2 separate regions of the Mus musculus genome follow, and region 2 is linked to region 1. The links are chromatin contacts, found by Hi-C or POLR2A ChIA-PET in ENCODE. All regions are on one chromosome and are shown on one strand. The core of a region is the stretch at or near the end of the contact, and the rest is flanking DNA. Distances in the headings are between cores, read along the strand shown. Region 1 holds the start of Tmem164 (transmembrane protein 164). Region 2 holds the start of Nxt2 (nuclear transport factor 2-like export factor 2).

What was found. A loop is a pair of places that touch in the nucleus more often than their neighbours do. ChIA-PET counts read pairs that join two places held with the same protein, here RNA polymerase II (POLR2A).
Region 2: a map of heart shows a loop between it and region 1 (7-fold over the local background). The contact joins the promoter of Nxt2 here to the promoter of Tmem164 in region 1. A Hi-C loop is called at or near these places in 1 of 37 maps with a recorded cell type or tissue (heart). POLR2A ChIA-PET finds 5 or more read pairs at or near these places in 1 of 5 experiments (Patski).

The regions. Positions count from the first base shown.
Region 1 is chrX:142,679,955-142,685,869 of GRCm38, reverse strand. It overlaps Tmem164 (transmembrane protein 164), which reads right to left and starts at 4,144. Exons shown (of 7, transcript NM_001199360.1): 1 at 3,931-4,144; 2 at 2,921-3,579. The coding sequence starts at 3,307.
Region 2 is chrX:142,226,814-142,232,207 of GRCm38, reverse strand. Nxt2 (nuclear transport factor 2-like export factor 2) reads right to left here and starts at 4,031. Exons shown (of 4, transcript NM_172782.4): 1 at 3,827-4,031; 2 at 2,598-2,684. The coding sequence starts at 3,841.

The DNA of each region.
Region 1 (5,915 bases), core at 2,895-5,394:
GGCAGCCGCCCAATGTAGCATGGCTGTGACGAGGGTCGGTGTAACAAGGCGTTGCAAATGAATATTTTGCAGACTGAAAAATGAGAGCTGGAGAAAGGAATCAATTTCCCTCCAACTCCCCTACTTCCTGGCCTAAAGTAACATAGCCCTTGTTACATACTTAAAGAGACTCTCCTAGAAAAGATCTTTCTACAAAACCAAACTGGAGGCCACAGATAGTATCAAACATCGAGCATGATCACGGTGAAACTTCTTTTCACTTCAACTCACATCTCTACAATCTGTTACTATGTTATAGCCTAATTTCAGCTAATTCATTTGCAAAAAGCATTTCCTGATTCAGAATATCTCCCCTTTGCAATAGAGGCACTCACAGGAAACATTTTAACATCTCATTCTCCAGGCCTTAGCTGATCTATCACAACCTTGAATACGATCATGCATAGGAAAGTGCTTTTCGAGCAGTAAAATGGTAGACATTAGTAGTATGGTAAGGTGTTAGTAGTCTTCCAAACTATCATTAGTCATTTTTGCATCTAAGGCAGAACACTGGCTGCAAACAGCTGCTGTTAATGTTTCTTTTTTTAACTGACTTTCATCAACTTGAAAAAAAAATCCATAGTCCTGCTTCTAAGGAAGAGCCACATAGAACGCATTGAAAGTTGGGTGCATCAAAGCCTAGGACCTGAGTGGGTTACAAAGCAGTGGTTGGGGATAGAGGACAAAGGAATACAATCCCCAGGACACTGCAAGAATGTATCAGCATGACTCCAGTCTCTGCCTTCACTCTGTAGCTTTAGGGTATAAGCTAAGAGGAGGGAAAAACCCTGGGGGTGGGGGGTGGCAAAAATTCAGCTGCTAGTCGTTCCCCCCAACATGTGCCACCAAGGGTCACCTGGAGAATTTTACTTTACTGAGAGCCATATGGGGCAAAAGCTAAGAGTGAACTGGGTAGCTACCTGAGTTCCTCGGGGACCAGTTTCCTTTTTTTTTTTTTTTTTTTTTTTTTGGCATAAGGAGGTCAAAAGCCTTTCAAAGTGTCTCTGTTATTATACCCAACGGTTCTGAAGCAAAGAATCACAGAACAGACTGTCAAGGGCTAGGTGTCCAACTCTTGTCTCATCTTACGGGTAGAGAAACTGAGGCTCAGAAAGGGTACTTTCCCCCAAGCCATACAACTAATTAACTCCAGGCCTCCTGAGTCTTTTAAGAGCCTCTAAAATCTTCCTGTAAAAGACATGGCGCATCCAGGTTTGAGGTCATCACCCCAGCAGCAGCCCCACTGAGGCTGAATTTAACCCTTTGTTGACCTTCTAGATCTGTGGTTGCCAGAGGCCTCCAGACCTCTTTGTAGAGGTACCCTCTGACCCACCACCTGCACTCCTGCCTGAAGAGGCACACACAACAGAAGCTCAGATGTTTTGTCGCCCCTCATTAACAAAAAGGCCATTCATTTAAAAGAAAGAAAGAGGACGGGTCAAATTTGCGCAAGACAGCCCTGGCCTTTGCTGTGAATGGCACCCCCTTCCCAAGAAGCTCTCGCTCTCTCAAAAAAAATTTTTTTTTCAAAAAAATGCTGCCCACCCCATCTCTTTTCCATGCTTTTAGTGACCCAATCAATACCATCCCTTTTATTCCAGAGTTATCTACACCTCTACAAGATGCCAAAGGACCAAGGTCATTCTCCACTGAGGCCAAGAATGGGTAAACAAATGGATATTTAGGAAGGGGGAACTAGCAGATATCTGAGCTACAAATACACAGCCAAATCTTACAGGAAGGCCTCATCACCCTCAGCCACTCCTGGTTTAGGACTGGAGATTTGCAACTCCAAAGGAGAGTGGGTTTGAGGTCAGTCAGTCCCTGATGCTAAACCTTTTTTTTTTCCCTTGAGGCAAGTGACTTCTATCCTAGAACCTGTAACGTGAGGATAATAATCTCAACCTCTCTGGCCCTATGCAAGGTTGTCACAATTCACCTGAGCATAACCTTCAACAAATATAAAAGCAATAAAGATGCTAATGACAGGCTTCAAAACTACTCCGAGTCAGAGTCAAACAAGCAAAGTTTTCCACAGCCTGGAATCTAAAAGTCCTGATTGCCTTCCCTTTCTTCCTTTTCTCCTCAAGCTGCAGGAAGTTAGAGCCTCAGAACTTCCCTGAGCAGGCCTAGGAAAGAACAGATTACTGGTACCCAGCTGGCAACTTCCCCTATCAATCCCATTTGCTTGTCTTAGCATAGCTTAATGGGTAAGAGGTCAGGGAAGCAAAAGAAGTCAGCTTTCTTGAACACCCTTGGAGCATAGGACGGAGACTTCAAGTGGTAAGATGGAGAAGTTTGAAAAAAGGAAAACCCCTCTCACACGGGATCGCGATCTCCAGCCTGTGAGGAAATTAGGTTGCTCAAGTATCTTACAACCTAAAAGCTGACCTCACCCCGAGAGCAGACACCCTGAAATGAAAGAGTCATTAAGAGAAACCCCTAAAACTATTCCCCCCAATGTACCACAGTGGAGACAAAGAAGCTTGTGTGACCACCACCTCCAGGAAAGCCTGTCACCAGGCCCCTTGGGAAACTACTACAAAAGGCAGGAGTGCTGGCCATGCGCCACAGATGTGATCCTGAATGGTCACCTAGCTGGGGCTGGACTTCCTGCTGGTGAAAAGGCCAGGCCCCAGCAGAGCTGAGATGGGAGGGGCATGGGGCTCCAAGTGCAAGTCATTTCTAGGGTTCACCTCCACTGTGGGGCTGACCTGTTGTGCAATGCTGAAGTTTACTAGCACAAAAGCGGATGCTGGTTGGAAAAGCATTTGTAAGGGTCCCACTTCCCACGGGAACGAAGTGCTCTACACACCAGTGTCCTGAGCACGCTAATGACTCTTATCACTTAGGCTGCCCAGGAAAAAGTCAACAGACTCACATGCATCATGGTGACCAGGTGACAAGGGTTGAGCAGGTAGATGACGGTCTTGGTGGCGAACTTAAAGCCCACCTCCACCCCGAAGATCAGGCACAGGGCTACTAAGAGCAGATTCTTGCTCAGGCTCTCCTTGCCTTCCTCTGGCCGCTGGGTCACCTGCTGTGGCTGGCTGCTACGGCCACCCCTACCGTCCTCCTTCTGCCTCAGGATGTGCCGCAGGGCCACCAGGATCTCCAACAGGGCCAGGGTCAGGACCACCACACTTTCCAGCAGCCGCTGCTGCCAAGACAGGAAGGCAGCACAGTCGGGGCCCCCATTGCCTGCAAAACTGGGGTCGACGCCCCCATAGAGCCAGTCCAGGAGACTTTGGTAGCTATACCGGGACATGATGCAAAGTGGCTCCACTTGACTACGGTACAGGAAGCAAGAGCGAGATGGAACACGAGACCGAAGGGTTGCCCGGGCGGTGGAACATGTAAGGAGGGCACACCCGCACCCCCCTCTGGACACTGGGGCACCTAGAACAGGGGAGGGAAAGCTACACGCGAGGCCCGGGATAAAGTGCTGGCTCTAACTTGTCCCCACGGCTGTCTGGGGAGCCCCCCGCGCTTCTCCAGTGGCCACCAACGAGGCAGGGTTGAAAGGAGCCGTTGGCCAATCTAAAAGGAAGGAGAGGAAAAAAAGGTCTCAAAGAGGCAATTGCACGGGAATTAACGAAGCGGGGAGGGGTAACTAGTGAGGGAAGAAAAGGGGAACGGGAGTGGTGGCCAAGCAAGCACGGGTGAAGGCAAGTTGGAGGCCAAGAGGGTCAGGACTGGGACCTAGGGGGCCCGGCACTAGGCACTGCCGAGGGAGCCAAGCGGGAGGCAGAAGGGGGTGAGAGAGAGAGGGGACACGCGGAGGCTAGGAGAGAAGCTAGCAGGGCTGGGCAGGCGGGGAGGGCGACGGGGAGGGCAGGGACGCCGGACTCCTCGTCTCAGCCACTCCACGAGAGGGGGGGGGGGTCTTACTCCTGCAACCGCGTGGCCGTCTCTGCCCCCAGCTAGCAACTTCGCCGCCGACGGGGCCCCCTCTCCAGCCAATTTAGAGCAGTCCCGGTCCAGCCTCCCGCCCCTGGGTACACCCCCGAACCCCCAGCTCCACCCCCCCTGGCCCCTCACGCCCGCCCTCCGGGCCAGCGCCACCCTCAGCCCTCCGCCTGCTCCGGACCAGCCCCCCAGGCGCAGGCGGGCGGCGGGAGGAAGCCGAGAGGGAGGGCGGGGACGCGGGGCCAGCCAGGGGCCGGGCCATGGGGCCGCCACCCTCCGCCCCGCCGCCACCGCTCCATCTTCCCGCTCCTCCTCGTCCGGCCCCCCGAGGACTGGCCGCCGAGTCCCCCTGGGGCTCCACTCACCCGCTGCTCGGCTCCGCTGCCCGGGCTCCACCGAACTCTCCGTCTCCCCTCACTCCCCGCAGCCCCAGGCGGCACTCGGCTGGGCTCCCCAGGCGGCCGCAGCAGCAGCAGCAGCCGCCACCGCCGCCGCTCCGGCTCCTCCTCCTTGCCTTCCTCCCCCGGCAGCCGCCGCTCGCTTCCTCCGGTTTCCCCTCCCTCTCTCCACCCCCTCGTCGCCAACTCCCTCCACCTTCGGCCCTCCTCCCGTCCACTTCACCCCCTCCCTACACACACACACACACACACACACTCCTCCGATCCACTTCACTCCCTCCCTACACACACACATACACACACACACACACACACATACACACGTCTTCAAGCCACCACTGCCCCGCCTCGCAGCCTTCCCTCCACAGCCTACCCACTTCGTCCTCGCTTCCCACCTCCTGCCCTGCTTCCTCTCTGCTCCCCACCCCACCCCACCCCACCCCCGCCCCCACCCTGCTACCCTCGGAGGCCCCATCCCCGCCTCTTTCCTCCTCCTTCTCCAGCCTGGTCTTCTGCACTCCAAGCGTGCACTCGCGCACAGTTTTGCTCTTTCGCCACTGTGACTGAATTCACCTCCCCACCTAAGCCTGGCGGACTAACTCCTCCGTTGACCTGGTTCTCGGGCCACTACTTTGCATACCTGACCACATACTGGGCACTCAGCCGGTCCTCGCTAACTTCTAGGAGTAAGGCTGTGAAACTGATGGACAGGCTTTAGCTTGGGGAGTGTGCTGAGTATGGACTTCCTGCTTCCTCCCTTCGGCCTTGAAATGGGAGATTCAAAAAAAAAAAAAAAAAAAGACCATAAAAGTATTGCTCACCTTCTTGTCACAGCCTCACTTTCTTCTTGAGTGCCTAAATTTGAGGATTTCTCCTCGGACTCCTTCTAACCCAGCTCTGATGCTTTTCTCTCTCTCCCCCCTCCCCCCACCCTACACAAACCTTGCTGGCTCTCTCCCTCCTTCCCTCCTGCCGTCCTTCTTCCTCTCCGCCCCCTTCCGACCACAGCGAACCTTCAGTGATAGACTTGGTGGAGGAAAAGAAGATTCTCCTGACCTCTTTCCCTCCCCACCCCCGTCCCCCACCCGCAGAGAGAGACAGAGACAGAGACAGAGAGACACAGAGAGCGAGAGACAGAGAGAGCGCAGCTGCTTCCTAACCCCACCTTGGAAAGAACAGCCAGGAAAAGTGAGCGCTAGCTGGGTCCAGGGGGCCCCCTCTTCTCTGACGCTCTCTACCTCGTGGCTGGGCTGGCTCCTCTAAGGGCCGGTAATTAAGGAAAGAACTACTCAGAATGTACCTCATATTGGTTTAATATTTATTGCAGACTCGCATACGTTAGAAGAATATCCAGAAAAACCACAGTTAGGTACCTTGCTTAGGAAACACTTTCTGATGTCGACTGTAAGCCAGTCTTAAGATGTAAACTACAGTCTCCTGGATTATCAGGCCGATACCTTCCCATCCTTTGCAACCTAACAAATACAGCCAGGCAAGCTTGTCTGACTTTAAGCTTTTTGAAGCATCCACCAAAGGCAGGATGTTTTTCAAGAGGCTAACTAATAAAGA
Region 2 (5,394 bases), core at 2,782-5,281, 450 kb after region 1:
TTAAAGGGATCTGCAACCCTATTGGAGGAACAACAATATGAACTAACCAGAACCCCCAGAGCTCGTGTCTCTAGTTGCATATGTAGCACTGGATGGCCTAGTTGGCTATCAATGGGAGGAGAGGACCTTGGTCTTGTGAAGATCATATGCCCCAGTACAGAGGAATGCCAGAGCCAGGAAGCAGGAATGGGTGGGTTGGGGAGCAGGGCGAGGGGAGGGTATAGGGGGCTTTGGGGATAGCATTTGAAATGTAAATGAAGAAAGTATCTAATAAAAAATTAGTCAGAAAAAGTTAAATGGAAAAAAAAGATGGTATGTGAACATTTTCATGGCAGAGTCTCTACCTCCACTATATCTACTTTCACTTCTGACTCATTAGTTTTGGAAAATAATGTGGCCATGATGTCTACCTTGCCTTGAATACATATTATCCAACTCTGTAAACCTGGAAATTTATATTTTAATATTTCCATTTTAATTTTGATGAGAAAATCTTGCATCCCTTAAATAGTAAGGGTTTTAAAATTTTGCTATTTAAAAATGAATAAAGTGATCACAAACCCCAAAGCACACGCAATTTCAATCCAGTTTTGCTTTCTCTTCTCCAATCCTGAGAGTTAGGTTACCCAATAAGCCCTAATACACTTTGAGTCTAATGACTACATACATGTGAATAACTTGATGCTTTTAGGTTAGGAAGAATTAATTTTTTTTTAATATTGGCATAGTAAGTTCAAAAGAGTCAGAATCACCTAAAGTAGTGCTTTTGACAGTGAGTGTGATAAGGTCCAAATAAGACAAAAATCCAGCAGCATTAACTCTATTGGGTCAAGTGACACATTATTTGTTTTATTCTCAAAGGTAAGTTGGATTAACAGGATCACATATGCTCTTGCACTTAATTAACTATGTGACCTGTTTTTAAAAAACAAAAACCCTTTGTCATGTGTCCCATGATGGCCTCAAAGCCACTCCACCTCTAGGATTCTACAATTCCAGGTATGTACCAAGAGGGCTGGGCTATGCTTTCCCCTACCCCTTTACTCTATCTATCTATCTATCTATCTATCTATCTATCTATCTATCTATCTATCTATCTATCTAATCTATCTATGTAATCTATCTATCTATCTATCTATCTATCTATCTATCTATCTATCTTATCTATCTTATCTATCTATCTATCTATCTATCTATCTATCTATCTATCTATCTATCTATCTAGTACTTTTCTGAAAGCAGATCTTAGCTCTGGCTGTACTGAAGCTCACTATGTATACCGGGCTGGCCTTCAATTCAGAGAAACACCTACTTGTTCCTCCCAAGTGCTTGGATTAAAGGCATGTGTCATTAAATTCAACAGCATATATTAGTTCTGAAAGCACCAAGACAGGACAAATGACAGATATTCATGACAAAGGACAATAAACATCCATTGTCATAGCTTTTGCCACCTCCAGTTTCAAGTCAGCAATAATAACATGTTTTATCTTACTTTAAAAAGTTTTAAAAATAACAAAACTGTCCTGCACTGGTGGGAGAACAAGGCAAGGCTCATTCCATCACATACTGGAATAATTAATTCCTTTAAAATAGAGTTGAGATGGGGTTGCAAGATGGCTCAGTGGTTAAGAGCACTGACTGTTCTACCAGTGGACCTGAGTTCAATTCCCAGCACTTACATGTCAGTTCACAACTATCTAACTCCAGTTCATACATGCAGGCAAAATACAAATGCACATAAAATACTATAAAAATAGAGTTGAGGAATAAATTACAATGAAGATTTAAAAAAAAAGTGAGACCTTGATCTATTGAAAACTAAAAGCATGTCTATTCCTGGAATTCTTATTGTGAGCACCAGCTACAACTGAGAATCTTAAGCAGACCAACAGATGTCCCTGCAATGACACACCATTCCACACCATCATAATTTCTTTAACTATGTTAATTCGAGGGACTAAGAAAAAATCAACTATTTATATACAGGTGTGCTGGACCCAGTTATATGAAGTGTTTAATTTCCGAACTGGGGATATAGGACAGTGGTAAAGTACTTGCATAATCTGTTAAGGCCCCGAGTTCAATTTTCAGCACCGCAATTTTTTCTATTTAAAAATAAAACGAGGTAAAGAAAACTTGGGACTTTGCCTATGAACATGGAACTAGGTAAAGTCAAACTTATGATTCCAGAGCTGATATCCCCACCAATACCTTACCATGCCCTCTATAAGCAACTCGTTTTCTTTTTATATTTTTATTTAAACGTTTTTAAATTTAAATATATTTTGATCATATTCTTTCTCTCCCCCAAGTCCCACCAGATCTTTTCCCCAGCCTTCCAACATGTTTGGGTTTCAAAAAACCCAAACAAAAACTTAATACAACAAAACACTTCCCAAACCAAACCAATAAAACAAAATAAAACAACACCAAAACTGAAAAAAGAACAACAACATAAAAACAATCCACCAAACTGTACTCAAATGAAAGCAACTCTTCAAGAACTTGTGCACCATAATTACATATGCAGGTCAGATAAATGGTATTTTAAAAATAAAATTTAAACAAAGAACAATAGAGACTATAAAACTCACATGTCGTCTTTTGTCCATTGTCTCATAGTAAATATTGACAAATTCCTCGGCAGCTCTACATGCCTGATCCACATAAGTTTTAAAATTCTACGAGAAAATATTCACAAATGTAGATTATAATTCCACCAATCCCCCCTCAAGCACAAAATACACAAAAGAAGTTGTCAATTTATGCTCATCATTCTAAAGCTGCATTTGAATTCCACTCCTATGACATAAATTTGAGTATTAAGATTAAGGCACAAATTTCTGCTTGAAAATCTGCTGCTAGTTTTAGGTGTATGTCTTTAAAACACATTCATCTCCCATCTTTTCATTCGTCACATATGAATCTTGGTTCTTTGCTTGGCATGTATCTGTAACTCGGAGATGTGCAGAGGCAGGGACCCTAGGTGTGAAGTGTGGGCAATTATTGAGTAGGCTAGCAAAGCGCTTCATTTCAAGCGCTTATGACCAAGCTCAAAAGCTACTGCGATTAAAAAACAAACAAACAAACAAAAAAACCAAAAAAAAAAAAAACCTGTCAAAATAGAAGTGAACGTCTAAGCAGCCTCACGGAGACATTTTTCTTACGTTATATAACCACTCACTCGTGTCTGGAAGTGAATTGCAGAACCTAAGAAATGAAACCCCTCAGATCCATTCTCACCAGAGTATCCCTGATGAAGTAACCCTTTTGTGGAGGCAGTTCTAGTCTTTGAAATAAATAAAAACAATCGCCACCCTTTTTCAGGGATCCGGAGCTTTTGCTTGCTCTATCTATCTATCTATCTATCTATCTATCTATCTATCTATCTATCTATCTATCTATCTATCTATCTATCATCTATCTATCTATCTTTAAGCGCCAACGGAAAGAGGGCCACCTAAAGCCACCGGCCACAGAGCTGCATCCTCACACAGGCTGCTGGACTCCCACCAGCCGCTCCATCTCCGGAGCAGGGGGCGGGCGGAGGGCGCGAGCTCCGCCCCAGGGGCTGGCGGGCTGGAGCCTGATTCGCCACTCGCTCATGCTCGCGCCTCCTCCCTTCTCCCTCCCCTCCCCTCCCCCCTCCCCTCCCCTCCCCTCCCTTCCCCTCTCCCTCCCCTCCCCTCGGCTGCCCTCCCCTCCGCTGCCCTCCCCTCGGCTGCCCTCCCCTCCGCTGCCCTCCCCTCCCCTCCGCTGCCCGAGCCCTAGCTTGCTTGCTCCTCGGCCAAGCCGCGGGCGCCAGGAGGTGTCACGCACTCACCACTGCCAAGGCCATCAGGGGGCTGGAAATGGTCTGCTCCAGAGCTGGCCCCGGAGATGTCCGCACTTCCGCGCTCGTCTGGGTCCTTTGGCTGTGGAAGGATGAGATGTTTAGCAACAAAACGAACCTCGCCAATGGCACAGATTTCTCAACCCGCCCATTGTCCCCCGGAAGTAGCTCAGTCCGGTGTTAAAATCACCCCGATGTTCCAACTTTAAGCAGCGTTTCCCTTCAGTTCCGAGTGATCCCGCCCATCCGTTTTAAATTACTTGCAAACTGTTTATTTACCATAAGAGAAACAGATAAACGAAAAAACTAACCAACCTACACCATCCCCCCAAAACCCCAACAAAACAGAAGGGGAGGACCTTGCTTTTGTAAGCTTAATATGGAAAACAAATACATCTCAAGTTCCCAGCTACCTGTCCTGGCACAAGTTAATATTAAATATTCAATTTTGGGTGGGAACCTCTTCACACGAGGAGGCGGGGCCAAAATTTGAAGGCCAACGAGAAACGGGGGGGGGGGGAATCTATGTCCGTAGCCAATAGGAAAAGGGGGCAGAACTTATGGAAAGTAACACCAACCGCCAACTGCACGAGGGCTGAAAAATTTTAAAGTACAGGGGGTGCTGAAAACTGTTTAAAGTACGGCCAGTGGGGTTTAAAAACTGTTTAAAGTTCTAAAATGTTCTCCATTTTGAGCCTTGGCCACTAAGCTTCGCTGGGCTGCCTACAATTTCTCACGGTTTAATATACAAGCATTTCACGGATTCTCGCCACTCTGGGGGGATTATATAACAAGGACTACCCCCCTAAACCCTACGGTGTGTGTTTCCACAGCGTATTCAAGAACAGCAGGACAAGAAACAGTTTAGTAGTGATCACAAGCACGTTTCTAAACATTTTTACTCATACTCAATTATTTATGACAACTATAAGTTAAATATTATTTTCTTATCAGTCTATTTAAAAAAGTGATTAACCAGCGACTACCTAGGATTTAAGTACAAGTAATGTTTCACTACTCCACTGCCATTTTTTGTTTGTTTTTGTTTTTTGGTTTTTGTTTTGTTTTGTTTTGTTTTTTGTTTTTGTTTTTTTTCGAGACAGTGTTTCTCTGTATAGCCCTGGCTGTCCTGGAACTCACTCTGTAGACCAGGCTGGCCTCGAAGTCAGAAATCTGCCTGCCTCTGCCTCCTGAGTGCTGGGATTAAAGGCGTGCGCCACGACTGCCCGGCTCCCACGACCGCCCGGTTCCCACTGCCATTTTTTTTTTATTACGTATTTTCCTCAATTACATTTCCAATGCTATCCCAAAAGTCCCCCACTTCCCTACCCACCCATTCCCATTTTTAAATATCACTGCCATTTTTTAAAAAAACCAATGATTTCAAAGCGGCTACCGCCGGACTTCTAATTTTTGAATCAAAATATTTCTATAAACTTACTATTTGTAGTTGATTTGTGGCTCCACCCAGGAACTGCCCGAGTTTCCAAAATGTTGGTCCCCATTGGACCAGTTACTTCGAAATTTTTTCATATCTTTATCCTCCGTCAGCTCTCACT